Linked DNA regions of Homo sapiens: region 1 is linked to region 2. Evidence: chromatin loops called from intact Hi-C (ENCODE). Cell type or tissue: heart left ventricle. All regions are shown on one strand.

What was found. Hi-C counts contacts between places; a loop is a spot of excess contacts. Peaks named below come from ENCODE experiments on the same cell type or tissue, not always from the same donor. Only the 100,000 strongest peaks of a DNase experiment are listed, where the experiment ranks them.
Region 1: it touches region 2 in a loop (9-fold over the local background); 7 of 110 quality-filtered maps call a loop at or near these places.

Annotation. Positions count from the first base shown.
Region 1 is chr3:55,705,630-55,713,629 of GRCh38, reverse strand. The region is part of intron 15 of ERC2 (ELKS/RAB6-interacting/CAST family member 2); the gene reads left to right. Among named protein-coding and RNA genes, the nearest start is that of ERC2-IT1, 50 kb to the right of the region's middle. In heart left ventricle, no CTCF peak of the experiment used is centred here; no DNase peak of the experiment used is centred here; H3K27me3 peaks cover 336 bases.
Region 2 is chr3:55,568,951-55,576,950 of GRCh38, reverse strand. All of the region lies in intron 17 of ERC2 (ELKS/RAB6-interacting/CAST family member 2), which reads left to right. Among named protein-coding and RNA genes, the nearest start is that of ERC2-AS1, 35 kb to the left of the region's middle. RefSeq lists enhancers at 1-186, 4,677-5,304, 5,305-5,932. In heart left ventricle, a CTCF peak has its summit at 4,924; a DNase peak (open chromatin) is centred at 4,760; H3K27ac peaks cover 272 bases.

The DNA.
Region 1 (8,000 bases), 140 kb before region 2:
TGTAGCTTACCAAAAACAATGGCAGACAAAATCAGACTTGAGAAACATCTCAGCGAGATGAAACTATAGACCCAAATTTAGTCAGTATAAGTCTAAACAAAATATTTAGTAAGGGACAGGAGCGGTGGCTCATGCCTGTAATCCCAGCACTTTGGGAGGCCGAGGTGGGCCAATCACCTGAGGTCAGGAGTTCGAGACCAGCCTGGCCAACATGGTGAAACTCCCCCACCATCTCTACTAAAAATACAAAAATTAACCAGGCATGGTGGCGGGCGCTGGTAATCCTAGCTACTTGGGAGGCTGAGGCAGGAGAATTGCTTGAACCTGGGAGGTAGAGGTTGCAGTGAGCCAAGACTGCCCCATTGCACTCCAGCCTGGGCAACAAGAGTGAAACTCCATCTCAAAAAAAAATTTTTTTTTAATAAGGAAAAGAATGAAGTATATACTTAGAATTAAAATTCTGGGGTTTGTGTGTGTGTGTGTGTGTGTGTGTGTGTGAGACAGAGAGAGAGAGAGAGAGAGAGAGAGAGAGAATGGCAGAGGAACTAACAACCAGGATATGAGTTTAATCAATTGTAAATTAGAGCATTAGCATTGCACAGCAGATGGTAAAAATCAATGGAACCTAAGAGTATATTACTTATTTTTAAATCATGCTTAGCAGATGTAAGGACACATGTGAAGACTTAGTTTCAGGCTTTATTCAAAGAATTCTCTCAAAGGAGCCTTGATGCATGTAGTAGCACCTTGTGCAATGGGGTACAGAGAGAGGACTAGGAGAAGTGGGGAGTGACTAGTTGAGAGAACAACAAATAGATAATGGGCATAACTGTATTCAAATATCTGAAGACGTGAGCTGCCCAAAAAGGCAGAAGTAGGGTACAACTGCAGGTACAAAGCTCAAAATATGAGTGTAGGAGGCAGGGAGCATCCTATTTAAGCTGCTTAATACATTATCAAATAGCTATTGAGTCTCCCATCTCCAGTGATAAGGAATGAAGACTGGACCACCATCCACCAGGATGGCTACAAAGAGAAGTCTTGTTTGGGAAAGCAGGTTGTATTAGATTGTTTCTACCAACACAAGCATGAGTGGCATTTGCATGCTTAACACTCAAAAAACCCAACAATCTTCTGCAGAGAAGTAAAGCCCCATATCAACTGCTAACATTTATTCCTGCTAATGGTTCAACAGAGGCCAACTCTGTTCACATCCCAGCATATCAACTACCTACCACTTTCCCCCCTTTTCTCTTCTACTCAAGAGAACACCTAAAGTGTTCAAATGACTGGGCTCCTGGGCATCCTCGCCTCTCACCTGTCTGCACAATTCCCTTCCCTGCATGGCCTGCTTTTATGTGCCCTCTTCCCACCTTCACTTATGCTCTTCTCTTCCTGAAATCAGCCCCAACTAATTTTCTTTAGATATACAATTATTCTCACAACAAATAAGAAGATAGTTCCCAAATGATCAAGAAGAAACGTGGGAAAAAAGGACATTAAAAGGGGGCTCACAGATAATGAAGTAGAAATAGACACTAAATGAATGAAATTATGCTCAGCTTCAAATTATAATTAGGGAACACATGGGATACAATATTTTACCTATCATATTTTTGAAGATTAAAGAGTTTGGAGAAACTCCATGTTAGCACAGCATAGAGAAAGAGGTACAGGCTGGATGTTGATTGACAGTTTTGAAGGGAATTTGGTGATATCCTTCCAAGTTTAAAATGTGTATATTCTATTTTAGGGTTCTCTCTTGAACTTGTTTTTTCCTAGCACATTATAGAAACAGCTATGATATGTTTAAGCATCCGTCTTTGTTGGAAACAAACACATTAGGACAAGCAAAGCTGTTCCTTTGCAAAAATATTGTTTTAAGCATTGTTGGAAAAAATGAAAAGCTGGAAATGACCCAAATGCCCATCACTTATTCATTCAACAAACACTTATTATATGTCCATATGTGCCAGGCAGTGCTTTAGGTGCTTGGGATGCATCTTGGAATAAAATGAAAAAAAGATATCTTCCCTTTTGGAGTCTCTATTTGAACACATCAATAGAGGACTGGTAAACAAAAGTATACGCATAGAGTGGAATAACATGCAACCATTAATGATGAGGAAGCTCTCTATGTTCTTGATGTGGAAGAACAATATTGGAGATATTGTTTGTAAAGGGTAAGTATGTGTGTCTGTGCTTGCATTAAGCACAAAATTTTTTAGAAAGATTGGCAGAAAAACCTTAACAGCGGGAATAAATATTGGAGCAGAGGGAGGGAGAACATTACTTTTCTTTTTATAAACTCTTTTGTACTCTTTAATTTTTCATAACTAGCATGTATGATTTACATAATAAAAACTTACAGATGTTATTTAAAAAAGAAAAATTATAAAGCCTAATCAGTAGTTCTGCTAGAGAAGTGAGGCTCCTATCTCAAAGGAAATGGAAAATTCCTTAACCTATCTGTAGCCATCAAGAACAAAATGATTAGGTGTTTGATGCTGTTTAGACTGAAAGAATGGAAATTAATACCATAGTACTTTGGAACGCAAAACCAATGACATGAGTCGGGCCTGTGGTGTTACAGGTCATGGACATGGTGGACTCATCTGCAGTTGCAAATCAAATGAGAAGACGGCCAGGGGCAAGGACAGGGCCAGGTTCCAGCTGTCAAGTATTCTGGGGGTTTCTCCTGGGCCCATCAGCAACTAACCTTCCCCCTCTTGGAGCCTCAGTCTCCCCTCTGTAAAGTAGTAAGCTTGGATTCACTAATTGAAGATGTGGCCCAGTATTAACATTTTATGAATTTGGGTTGTTCTGGCAAGTCCTTATTTGTAGGGGAGAGATTTGAAATAGCCCTAAAATTCTCTAGTCTACGAGACGGTCTCCCCAACTTTCAAGTTACCCGCCTTTTCCTAGTACTATCAAGAAACATCAGTTATGTACTTTAGTATCTATTTTTGTTCAGATTCAAGTTTAAATACATTTGGACATTTTGTACTTAAGCTATTTCAACTTCAGGGTCACAGACAACCAGGCTTTTTGGATTCCACCTTAAATAGGTGACTAAGAGAAAGTGTTTTTTGAAATGTACCCATTCAATGAATTCAAGTTGATGTGTTAGGAAAAAAAAAACAACCATATGACTCAACACAGTAGACATTTCCAGATGAAATTTGAGTATAACTTCATCCTTTCTGGAAATTGGATTTCTGTCAGATTCACACACAGATTCACAAAATTTCCACTTTGCCTCTTCTTTGGGGGGGTAAGTTATCGCAGGAGAAGAGGTAGGGGTTATTGATGAGTTTTCATGTTCATGTACTGAGAGAATATCAGCTTGGATGAGGCTGTGGGGAGACCTGCAAATGATGTCCCTGTCTTGTTTGTGCATCTCTGGGGGTGTCCACAGAGACCTTCTATCCTGAGTGGAGTATGTGACTCCTCATAGAACTAAATCGACCCTAGTTAGGGTGAGCTCCAAGTGTTCCGTGTAAAGCTAGTAAAGGTGTTGTGATCCAGACGAAAGGGAGGACAGCACAGCGGGCAACTCTGATAAACACCTGAGGAGATGTGGCAGAGAGTTGGTATTTGGAACAATCGCCTGCCATTTTTCTCTTCCCATTTGTTTTTCAACTGATTGGAAAACTGCTAATGAGCATGTTTACATTTTCTCCAGTTGTCTCACCCAAGCGTGAGACCAGCTGGGGAGAGGGATTTGTTCCCCCTCCAAGGGCCTGGCTGCCTCTCCCTGTCTCGTTCTCCCTCCCAGCTGCCAAGCCTCTCCTGGCTGTCTCCACACCTCCTGGAGTCAAAACTGTGCTCGGTGCTGGCCAACACAGCCCCACCACATGTTTTGCATGGCTCACCCCATCCCTTCTCTCCCCCTTTGGGGGGTCATTTGTTTTGTTTTGAAGGAGGTGAGGTGCTGGGAGGTTTATGCCCTTCCATTCTGCTTTAGAACTGGGAGCAGGCCCAGATTGCATTTGCTTCCACTTCTGCGCGAAGGTCAAAGCCCTTGAAGGAGAGCGTCCTTCCGTCCTCCCACAGTTCTCAGGACATGTTCATTCTCTCTGGGCTGACCTGAGTTTCTAGTCTCCTCTGCTTGCCCAGTCCGTTCTCCTTTGCTTTACCCTTCCCTTCTGATGGTGGTGTCTCAAGCTTCAGACATTTTGAGGATTACCTTCACAGTGTTTTCCACATCCTAAGACATAATTTCTATGAAACCTCTCTTTGATGTGCTTGTTATAATTTATTTTAATATATTTTAGAGTAAATATGTAACTGTTGAGCAGTTCATTTACTCCCTGTGAATTATCTTGCCTCCAAGGGTATGTGAACCCCTCTCTTCATAGCCCTGTTTAAGACTCTCACGGCCTCTTTCGGAGGGCGCTGCTGGCTTTTACTCAACCTCACATTCTCCTAGAATCTCACATGCTCCTAGAGTTCTACTAGAATGTTCACGCTCCAGTTTCTAGCCTATTGGCCAATTCTGTTAGGCGATACCCCGAGGCTGTTTTGCCCATTCATTAGTTAGGGAGCTGTTTTGATGATGCCAGTTCTCCCTAAACCAGTGATAATAAATATTTGTTGGATTATGAATGGAATGAAAATGTTGTCTTCACTTGTCAGCACAATTCTAGAGTCCGAATCTCAATACCTGCAAACACTGTCTTTCCTCTCTCCTTCCTTTCTTTTTCTCTCTTCTCTTGTCTTCTCTTCCCTCTCTTCTCCTTACCTCTCCTCTTCTCTCTCTCTCTCCTCTTTCTCTTCCCTCCCTCACTCTCTCCCTCCTTTCTTCCTTCCTTTATTTATTCCCAGTCTCCTTCATTCTCTCCCACCTTTCTTCTTCCACTCCTCCATTTATTTATTTATTTATTTATTTTTGTCTTTTTACCTTTGGGTTAAAAAATTAGGATTTTATTTGGAGTTCACTTTCTAAAGAAACTCCTAACAGACCATGCACAGAATGTTTCCACACTGTAGTAGAAGAGTCTGGAGTTTTTTTCAGAGACCCTCTATTGACTTTCTGAGTTGAAACAGTTTAGACTCCACATAAAATATGTGTTGTTTACCCAGGCTCTTCATGCTCTGCATACTGTTACAGTCCTTGAAGAGCTTGTCAGTGACAAGTAAGATAAATGAATGAAGAGGACTTTACAAGTGTTTAAAAGCTAAGTATAGCATGTGCTGCCCACGACTTAATTAAACAGACCTGCGCTTAACTAAGTAACTTTGTGGTGGAAACATCTAGGGCCTTTCCCTTCCCCCAGACTCTGCCACTAGCAATGGTGCTCAGGATGTTAGAAATTCCTTGGTTGTCTGGAGTTGCTAATGTGTTAGCCTAGCTGTTAGCTGTCTCATTGGTTGAAGCATTAAACGCTAGTGTGGACTGTGCATAATGACTTTTGAATTTATATTAGGGGATGGTCAGTAACATGGACTTCTTTGGGGCTCCATTAAGATTTTCTAATGTGTCTGAGTTCCATCGTTTTCAGAGGGAATTTTAAAATCAAAAGTGAGCTGCTTTTCTTTAAAGCTATGATTGGAGTGGGTGATCAGAGCCCATTCCCAGGTCAGTCTTGATTTGTTTATGAAGGGGCTGGTCCTTAAGGATCTGAGCAGTGGGATGCACTGGTTACAAAGGAGGCTGCACAGTCAGAGCCTCAGATCTACCAGTTATTTGAGCTCTGATTAGTTGCTTAATCCCTAAGCCTCATCTTCTTCATCTGTAAAGTGGGAGTAATAAGAAGCTTCAACCAAGGCAAATATTCAGGGCATGTGCAACTGTGTCACTCTTGGTTCTCATGGGTTTCTGCATCTGTCATAGCAGCTATTAAAGATTTTAAATACAATCCCCACCCCTGCCTGCATCGCAGGGTTGATGTCAGACTGACTTAATGAGATGATGCCAACACAGTGTTGTTCACACAGCAAGGGCCAAGCAGGCATTGGTTATTATTTTTTATGTTAACAGGAGGCTCCATCTCACAATGTCGGTTAGGATCCTAACATTATGAGCAGAGCACATAGAACTCTTTCTTTATAAATAATCCTTCCTCATGGGCTGTACTGGCTGACAGTAGAACAGGGGAGATGCTGCTTCTGGCTACAGTCACTGTCCATAACCCTTCAGGGGATTCCCCAGGTTCCTAAGGTGGCAGCAGAAAGCAATGTTTTTTTTTGAGACAAGATCTCATTCTGTTGCCTAGGCTGGAGTGCATTGGCATGATCACAGCTTATTGCAGCCTCAACCTTCTGTGCTCAGGTGATCCTCCCACTTCAGCCTCCCAAGTAGCTGGGACTACAGGCATGCACCACCACACTTAGCTTATTTTTTGTATTTTGTTTTTGTAGACGTGGGGTTTCACTATGTTGCCCAAGCTGGTTTCTAACTCCCGAGCTCAAGCCACCCGGCTGCCTCTGCCTCCCAAAGTGCTGAGATTTCAGGCATGAGCCACTGCGCCTGGCCACAGAAAGCAACTTAGCAACATAATTTCCCTCCCCTGACTTTAGCAGGAAAAAAGAAAAGAAAAACTGCACAAAATATGCAATAGGAGCAGTAGATCAGCATCTGTCTGTCTATCTATGGTGTTTGGTTTATGCTGAAGACATTCTTCCCTCTCTTGCCCATTTTTTAGATATAGGAAATGAGACTCAAGGAATCCTGATTCAGTCTGAGTCTCAATATGAATGTTTGGCCGAAACTGAATTAGTGCTAGGCAGGTGTTACTTCCCTAAGGAAGGTGAGAGTTCTGTCACGCTAAGTGATGAGAACTCTCAAGAAGTATCCATGGAAAAGAGCCTAGGAGTCACAGGTGTGTTAGTCCTGTGCAAAAATTAAGTGCAGGCTTGTTAATTATTCAACTATGATTAGGGTTTTAGCTGAGATTCTTGCAAAAACAGACCCCAAGCTGGGTGAGGTAGCTCACGCCTGTAATTCCATTGCTTTGGGAGGCTGAGGTGGGTGGATCACCTGAGGTCAGGAGTTCAAGACCAGCCTGGCTGACATGGTGAAACCCTATCTCTACTAAAAATACAAAAAATAAAATAAAATAAAATAACTGGGAGTGGTGGAAGGCACCTGGAATCCCAGCTACTCTGGAGGCTGAGGTGGGGTAATCACTTGAACCCGGGAAGTAGAGGTTACAGTGAGCCGAGATTGCACCACTGCACTCCAGCCTGGGTGACAGGCAAGACTCTGTCTCAAAAAAACAAACAACAACAAAAACAAAAACAAAAAAAAACAGAAACAAACAAAACAGATCCCAAGACAAGCTTTTACTGCAGGTAGTTTATTTGAGAAGTGATCTCCAGAAACATGGTGAGAGAATGGGGCAGTGATACAGGGAAGGGAAAAGGCCAACAAAGGGTGCATCAATGGGCAGTTTTCTGCTATAGTCAAACAGGGCTCCCACTGCTGAGGACCTAGTGAAAGATTCTGGAGCACACTGTAGGGTTGTCCACTGAGGGGCCAGGATGCTGGCTATTTATGTACCATCTCCTTCCCTCACAGATTTAGAGTTGTTTCAGGGGCGTGAGCTCCCTAACACTTCCCATCTGCCCCATTCCCTGGCCAAGTGTGCACCTGTGGCCAAAGCAAGACCTCAAGCCGAGGAAGATGCACGGGCTCCTGGTGGGAAGACAGCAGCACATCCAGGACTGTCCATCCAAGCTGCAGACAAGATCTGGTGTGGAACAAGAGAATATAGGAGGGACCCTGACATTCTCTGCAACAATTAAAAATAAAATAAAATAAAATAAAAGTGCTTAATGAGTAGGTATAAAAACACCAGCCAAACCTTCATGATGATCTACTAAATTTCTGTCTGTAAATAGGGACCGAGAGAGAGAGCCACCTTTAACAAAGTTGGGAGGGAGAGTCCGACCAGTGTTCTGTTCTGCTATAGAGGAGGGGCAGGAAGGATGGATCAGCTGAATGAATTTGGGGAGATCAGACCAGTGCTCAGGGAAGGACTGATGCTATAGCAGTG
Region 2 (8,000 bases):
AAGACTCTCCTCTGGACAGAGAGGCCAGGACTCTGAACAGGGCTCAGGAAAGGCCACAGGGCCCTGAGAGCTTGGGTTCAGCCTAAGATCCTCCCCCAAGCCTCCCTCGCACGATGCGGTGTGACTGACTCTTGTTGCCACTTTGGAGCTGCAGTTTTCTGACATGGTGGGGTCGGGCAGGAAGCTGAGGGGCTAGGCACGAGGACGGGGCCGTCAGCCCAGGCCATAAAGATACAGGGGACGGCTGTGAGCTAACGGGCAGGATGCAAGGTGGGGGTTTCCTCCGCAGCTGCTTCTCTATCTCTTGGCTTGGCTCGGAGTTCAGAGGAAAAGCCATGTTCCTACTTTTGCTCTGGAAATTGGGATGAGAAGCCCTTGGGCAGCAGCACACATATGCTAAGGGCACGTGCCTGGAGCCTGGCAGACCTGGGTTTGAGCCCTGCTGCATCACTGCTCTGGGGCAGGCCCCTTTACCTCCCTAAGCATCGGTTTCCTCATCTGTAAAATAACATCACAATACCTCCCCTGAAGGATTATTTTGGGCATCAAGTGTGCTAATCTGTATAAACTGCCAGTAGTTCCTGGTGCATGGTAGGGCCTCCATTAATGTTTTTATTTTGGATTTATTTTTTTTTTTTTTTGAGATGGAGTCTTGCTCTTGTCACCCAGGCTGGAGTGCAATGGCGTGATCTCAGCTCACTGCAATCTCTACCTCTCAGGTTCAAGTGATTCTCCTGCCTCAGCCTCCTGAGTAGCTGGGACTACAGGTGTGCCACCATGCCTGGATAATTTTTTTTATTTTTAGTGGAGATAGGGTTTCACCATTTGGCCAGGCTGGTCTCAAACTCTTGACCTCAGGTGATCCACCCACCTCGGCCTCTCAAAGTGCTGAGATTACAGACGTGAGCCACCGTACCCAACCTATTTTGGAGAATTTTATAGAGGTAAATAGCTTAGTTATAAACTAACTGTGTGACCTTTAAGCAAATCACTGAGCAGCCTCTCTGAGTTTCAGTTTACTCCTTTGTAAGTGGGGATAGGAAAAGTACCTACGTGCTTGTTTATAAAGGTGAGGATTCAAGCAATCAGATGTGTCTAATGCACAGCCCAGGGCTTGGCACAAAGTCCCAGGCAGGGTTTGACTGCTCTTGCTACTCTGGTTTTCCCCTAAAGCTGTACTGTTTCAGCCAGGGGGTAAATTTGGTGCCCTTGGTCCTTCCTCTCCCCTCAGCTGAGCCACTAGTGGAGCTGGAGAAGGCCTGGAGCCAGGGCAACCTACAGGGATCATGGTGGCTGGTGGGGAGCCCTCTGGGGCCAGGAACTGGGCCCAGCACCCTAGTCCATAATAATGATGGGCTTCTGTGTCCTACTTACTTTTCATACATCCACTCCAAAGAATTCTTATAAGAGCCCTGCTGGGTTTGTTTCCATCATCCCCATTTTGCAGATGATGCAATCAAGAGGTTACATGATTTTCAAGAGGTCACATGGGCTAGTCAGAGTAAAGCAGCCAAGATTTGAACCAAGGCAGTCTGGTAACAGGACCCCATTTATCCACTGTATTCTGTTGGTCAGAAGAACCCTGGGGTGGTCAGACCAGGAAGAGGGTGGGAAAGTGCACCTCTGGCCTTCTGGCTGAGTGTGGTGGCTTACAACTGTAATCCCAGCACTTTGGGAGTGCAGGGTGAGCAGATCACTTGAGGTCAGGAGTTCGAGACCAGCCTGCCCAACATGGTGAAACCCCGTCTCTACTAAAAAATACCAAAAAATTAGCTGGGCTTAGTGGCGCATGCCTGTAATCCCAGCTACTCGGGAAGCTGAGGCATGAGAATCACTTGAACCCAGGAGGGCGGAGGTTGCAGTGAGCCAAGATCATGCCACTGCACTCCAGTCTGGGCAACAGGGCAACATTCCGTCTCAGAAAAAAACAGAAAGAAAGAAAGAAAGTGCACCTTCTGTGAGCCAGTAGTTCAGCCAGGGGACCCAGAAGTCTCCACTCCTCCAGTGTGTGGTTTCTCCACCATGGATGAGCGGGCACTTACATGGCAGTGGGGTCAGCTAGGGGTTTAGAACTGGCCCTAGGAAAACAGAGGGCCCATTCTGGCCTGTGTCTGGAGGGCACTTGTGATAGTTAATCTAGGCTCTGACTCACTGAAGAGAACTTATGGGACTTTGGAGCTTGCAGAGACAGCCTCAGTGATCAACTCGAGCCTTCTCAGTCATGGTAGCAATGCCACCATCACTTGAGCCCTCTTAGGAGCATCACCCTGCAAACTTCTTAAATCCTCAGTGGCTCTACAAGACTCTTGTCCTCAATGCACACATGCAGAATACTGAGCCAGCAGAGCCTTAGAGAGGCACAGTGCCTCACCCAAGGTCACACAACTAGTAGGTAACAGACCTGAGATTTTATCTCCCCCCATCCCAGCTCTTCCCAAGGCCACAGGAATCTTCCTTGGCACCCCTTTCATAGGGCACGTCCTTCCTCTTGGATATATCTAGTGTGAGAGAGCTCATTCCTCCTAGGAAGGTCCATTCTGTACATCCCCTCATGCATCGGCCAGATGACTTGGGAGATAAAAGTTTGTTTTATCAAGGGACTTTGGCAAAGGAAAGTCCTGCCCAAGATTTCATTAGGGAATTGACAGAGAAAATAGCAACCACCGAATGGTATGGATGAAACAGGAGGAATCTGGAAGCCAGGCAGGCCTGGGTTTAAATCCCAGGCTATGAAGCTGTGAAGCCTTGGATAAGTCACTTCACCTGTACGGACCACAGTGTCATCATTGGTCACATGAGAATAACCAGACCTAATCCAGGATAAAAAATAGCACATGCAAAGCCCTGGGCCTTTGAAAAAACTTGACACCAAGTAGCTTCTAATAATAGCAATAACTGCTATGATTACTGCCACTGACCCTGGCAGGACAGCATTTAATCTCTGTACAAATGCAAGGATAAATGAGTGTGTTCCCTCAATTTTTAAATGCCTCTTGCATTTATTGACAGCTGTTTGGTGATGAGGAGAAGCGCTACATCAAGTGCCCTCATCAAATAAAAGCTATGTTCTCAATTCAGAAAAACTTAAAGGTAGGGAGATCTTGCAGTCTAGGACTATGGAAATTCACGGCTCTTCATCACTCCAGAAAAGTGTGTTGACAGAATCCATACTTAGGCTGAAGGCACGTGGCAGGCTTCATTGCTGCATGAACTGTGTGCACTCACATTAAAGATGAGGCAGGGACATGTGGGCTGAGGAAGGTCCAGGCAGCTGACTCTGGCAAGCAGAGGACTAAGGAGGAAGACTCCTTGGCTGTGCAAATGGAAAAGAAAGTCATAAAAATTGTGACGAACCACATGAGGAGCGGCCCAGTGTGTCACCTACCTACCCCAGCCTTTCCTTGATCAGGGCCTGCCTCCAACTAGCTGTGACATTGCCTCTTGGTGCTGCTGCTGCAGACCCCACTATCCTGGCCCCCCTCGCATCTGTTGCTCTTCACATCATCACTCCAGATGGAGAGGCATGCAAAAAAAGAAAAGTGAATCTTAAAGTTCAACAATCAAATGGCTGGCTAACATTTATTGAGTGCTTGCTGTTGCCTGGCTTCATGCTAAATGCATCATCTCAGACAATTCTCAAATAACCCCGTAAAACAATTGCTATTATCCATACCCATTTTACTGATGAGGGAACTGAGGCACAGAGAAAACTAAATACTTTGCTAATAAACATTGGAGGTAAGATTTGGTCTGTTCCATACCAAAGCCCATTTCTTACCGACATCTTTCTGTGTTATGTCCTGTCATTCCATAACATACCAGAAATATTTACTTTGAGACAAGACTGTTGATGGGGAAGGAGGTGGTATAAGTGGAGAACACTTGGAAGGTGCCTGGTGTTTTGCGGTCAAACCTGTTCTCTTTTCTGAGGCCCAGAGAAGTTAAGCAACTTGTTCAAGGTCACACAGCCTCTATATAAAGGGGGTTTCAGAGGCCCTGGGGTTTCTGAGCTCCTGGAGGAAGACCTGCAGTACTTAGAAGTGTTGTTAGAAGTGTTGATTGCTGAATTAAAGTGATAGAGTAGAAAAAACCCCTTAGTGGGATCATCTGGGGGCAACTGCCTCACTGTAATGAGAGAGCAGCTGAGAACCCTAGAGGTCACCAGCTAAGGCTTTTAAACACTTAACAGAATTTGACTATTGGAGGGAGGCCCTCCAGGGTAAGGGAAAGCTAGATAGCAGGGGTTTACACCTGGCCCCACCCTTCACTATGTGACCTTAGGCAAGTCCCCCAGCCCCAGTCAGAATCTGTGTTCCCATCTGAAAATGGGGTTGCTGACAAGATTATTGTGAGACTTGGCTGTCAAGAATACAAAGTGCTCCATGTAGGAGCTTGTGTAAAATAACTGCTCAATAAATATTCGTTATTTTCTAGAAGATTCCAGATATCCCCTGAGGGTCCAAAAAATGGCCCCTGGTGTTATTTAAGCATAGAATTGCTTCAGCTCCTTCTTTTTGTTGCCTACATGGGTGCTCGTGGGAGATGATATTGAGGATTGAGGAAAGCACACCGCCAGGAAGGGTGTTCCCTCTGCCATCAAATTCTCACCCTTGGGTTCCTGTGCCTCTAGCTGGCCGGGCCACAAGCATTTCTCCAGCTGCTGGCCCAGGGACCGAGGTGAACAGAAGTGGGTGACAAAGCCTGCCTGTCTCCCAGGCCACTTTCTGGGCTGCTCCTGAAGTGCAGCCAGGATGGAACCATAAAAGGCGACGCTCCCTGGCCGCTGTCTTTGTTTTCCTCGCTAGCTGGAATGCCTCATGATGACAGGCAGCCAGGAAATGCCCCTTCACTGTCCCAACGCCACCTCCCTCAGGAACGCCGTCAGTCTTGCCTTCCTGGGCTGCACAGACCCTGCGGGTGGCAGGAAGAACTGCACTCCCTGGGTCTAGAGGGAACACCTGAATTTCGGCCCAGGTAGGTGGCCTGGTGTTCACATTATCTTGTAAGGAAGGACAAGGCTGAAGCAAGAGGGAACAGTATCCAGGAAGTTTTTGTGGACTTTTACATTTAAGGAAAGACTCATTCAGTACCCCCTGCAGGTATTAATTGAGCACCTACTGTGTGCTAGGCCCTGTGCTAGTGTCTTAGAATGTAGGTTTTATTTTTAATCAGGTCTGGTGAGGCCACTGAAAAGATGATTTGTTGCTCACAATTCCAAGAGGGGAAGGCACACCACATCATGCAGGACCACTCAGGAAACACTTCTGAACACTCCACAGAATTTGACTATTCTGTTTGGTCAGAAAGCAGAGGGAGCCAGGGGAAAACGTGGGCAAGAGCCTTTGTTGTGGCTTTTGTGGGAAAGGCGAGCAAGGCAGGGTGAGCAGGTTTAGAACTGACTAGCTTGAATAATTTCAGTGGACTCTGGGGTGTAGTTGTTGTCCTCACTGTCTGGTGCTTGGTCCCAGGGTGATTGGGGCAGGGAAATAATGGTCTGGAGTGTGAGACCCCTAGAAGAGCCCCAGAAGGGAGGAAGTGGTTGGGGTCGGGGCTTTGGATTGATTGGTTTGCATATAAAAGGTGAGCTCCAAGTCAAAATTGTTTACTATCTCTAGGAGTTAGCTAGCCCTAGGAGAGGCAGTGTCCTTCAGGTCCCTAAGGCCCCAGATGTCACAGCATCAGAATAAAAAGCCACACTTGCTACAGCTAGGCTGTCAGGAGCACAGTTGTGCACAAAACAGACCCGATTCTTGTCATCATAGAGTTTTCTAACCAGTAGGGAAGAAGACATTGAATTACTTTTTTTTTTTTTTTTTTTTTTTTTTTGACGGAGTCTCGCTCTGTTGCCAGGCTGGAGTGCAGTGGCACAATCTCGGCTTACTGCAACCTCTACCTCCTGGGTTCAAACAATTCTCCTGCTTCAGCCTTCTGAGTAGCTGGTATTACAGGGGCACGCCAAACCATGCCCAGCTAATTTTTATCTTTTTAGTAGAGACAGGGTTTCCCCATGTTGGCCAGGATGGTCTCGATCTCTTGACCTCGTGATCCGCCCGCCTCAGCCTCCCAAAGTGCTGGGATTACAGGCGTGAGCCACTGCGCCCGGCCCACTTCTCATTATTAATGCTGGTCAAAATGGACTAAACTAAAATGAAAAATTGGAGCCTGTCAAAAGCAAGGAAAACAAAGCAAAACAAAACAAGACTTGTGTAAGGGCAGAGGCCAGAAGTTGGGGAAGGAAAGGGAAGCTCCAAGGTTTTGTAATTTTCCTTGACCACCCTAATCACATCCCAGTCTAGGTGGTTTATCTGACCACAGACCATCTGTTCTTCCCCGGGCATGCCAGTGGTGAGTTAGAGAATATCGTCAGAACCCTTTGAACTCCTGGGAGAGATGTCCTGCAGAACAGCCCCATGCATCATCCGGCTGCAGCTCCCCCTGGCCCTCCCTCTGCACTCACCTCATCCCAGACCATTTGGAACCAACCTGGAAATCATTATCTCGTCAGGTTACTTTGTCACATCAGCAAGAGGAAAACTCCAACCATGGAGATAAGATGTGGACTTCGCCTCTCTTCTGGCCGAACTTCCTACCGTGACCATGCTGTGATTGGGGGCCTTTCCAGCGTTCAGCACAGCCTCTCGTGCTGCCCTACCCTGCCTATGACTGAGCTGGGACCAGAAGTACCAGGACAAGAACCAATTTTGGAGCATGAAATTGAGACGGGTGGGAGATTTAAAGCCCCATTGGCTCCTGGGAGAAATGGAGAGACTCAATGAATATAAGAAATGGGGGGTCGGGCATGATGACTCAAACCTGTAATCCCAACACTTTGGGAGGCGGAGGCAGGCAGATCACTTGAGATCAAAAGTTCAAGACCAGCCTGGCCAACATGATAAAATCCCGTCTCTACTAAAAATACAAAAAGCTAGCCAGGCATGGTGGTACACACCTGTAATCTCAGTTACTTGGGAGGCTGAGGCAGGAGAAATCGCTTGAACCCGGGAGGTGGAGGTTGCAGTGAACTGAGATTGCACCACTGCACTCCAGCCTGAGTAATAAACTCTGTCTCAAAAAAAAAAAAAAAAAAAATAGAAATGAAGTCATCTCCAAAATAGAAATTTATTGACTGTGTTTCTTTCTATCCCCAAACTTTGGACACCACGAAATGATCATCAAACCCAATTAATTATATGTCATGTAATTTTTTAAAAAGATGAGTAGTGAAATGTTTTTAAATTCTTGACTTAATTGAAATCAGTGTTGATGTGACTTGCCAAAGTTTAAAAAAATGTGTGTGACAGGCTGAACATTTTAGCTTAAGAGGAGTTTCAGGCACATCAAATGCAAAAACACTGAAAACGATTCGTCTAATTTAATTGTCAAGTTGTGCCAAAAATGCTAACATGATATCTTTGAAGAGTAATTGGTACAAAGAATATCCTCAAAGAGAAATATTTCCACACGTCTGGCTCTTATCTTGCCCTCGTTAAATTTTTTTCCTCCCCATTGGCAGAGCAGCGCATGCCTCTTCCCTGCCCCTTCGGCATAGGGACCCAACTGGTTCTGCAGATTTTTCAGCCACTGAACTTAAACATGCCATCGGAATGGAAGGAGTGCAGATTCCTTCTTCAGATTTAGCCCAAGATAATCTTGGAGGAGTTTTTTTTAATCCTTTCTTGCCGCCAAATGCGGTCTTCATGTGTATTTGTTTAATCAGATAGGTTGGGAAGCTGTTGTGTGCTAGGCTTCTTATAGATAAGCATTCTTTCTCCCTGAGGGTGATGACTTCTAGAGTTTTGGTGCTATTTCCTTGAAGTGGGTTCAAAGGTAATGTGCAGCCCCTCCCCCTCAACCACATTACCTGGAAGTTCCTTGTATAGGCCCAAGGGAATGCTTCCGTGAGAATGTCATATTTGAGTGAAGGCCTGAAGAAGGTGAGGGAGCGAGTTTTGGTGATATCTAGGGGCGGGGCTTTCCTGGCAGTGAGAAGAGCACATGCA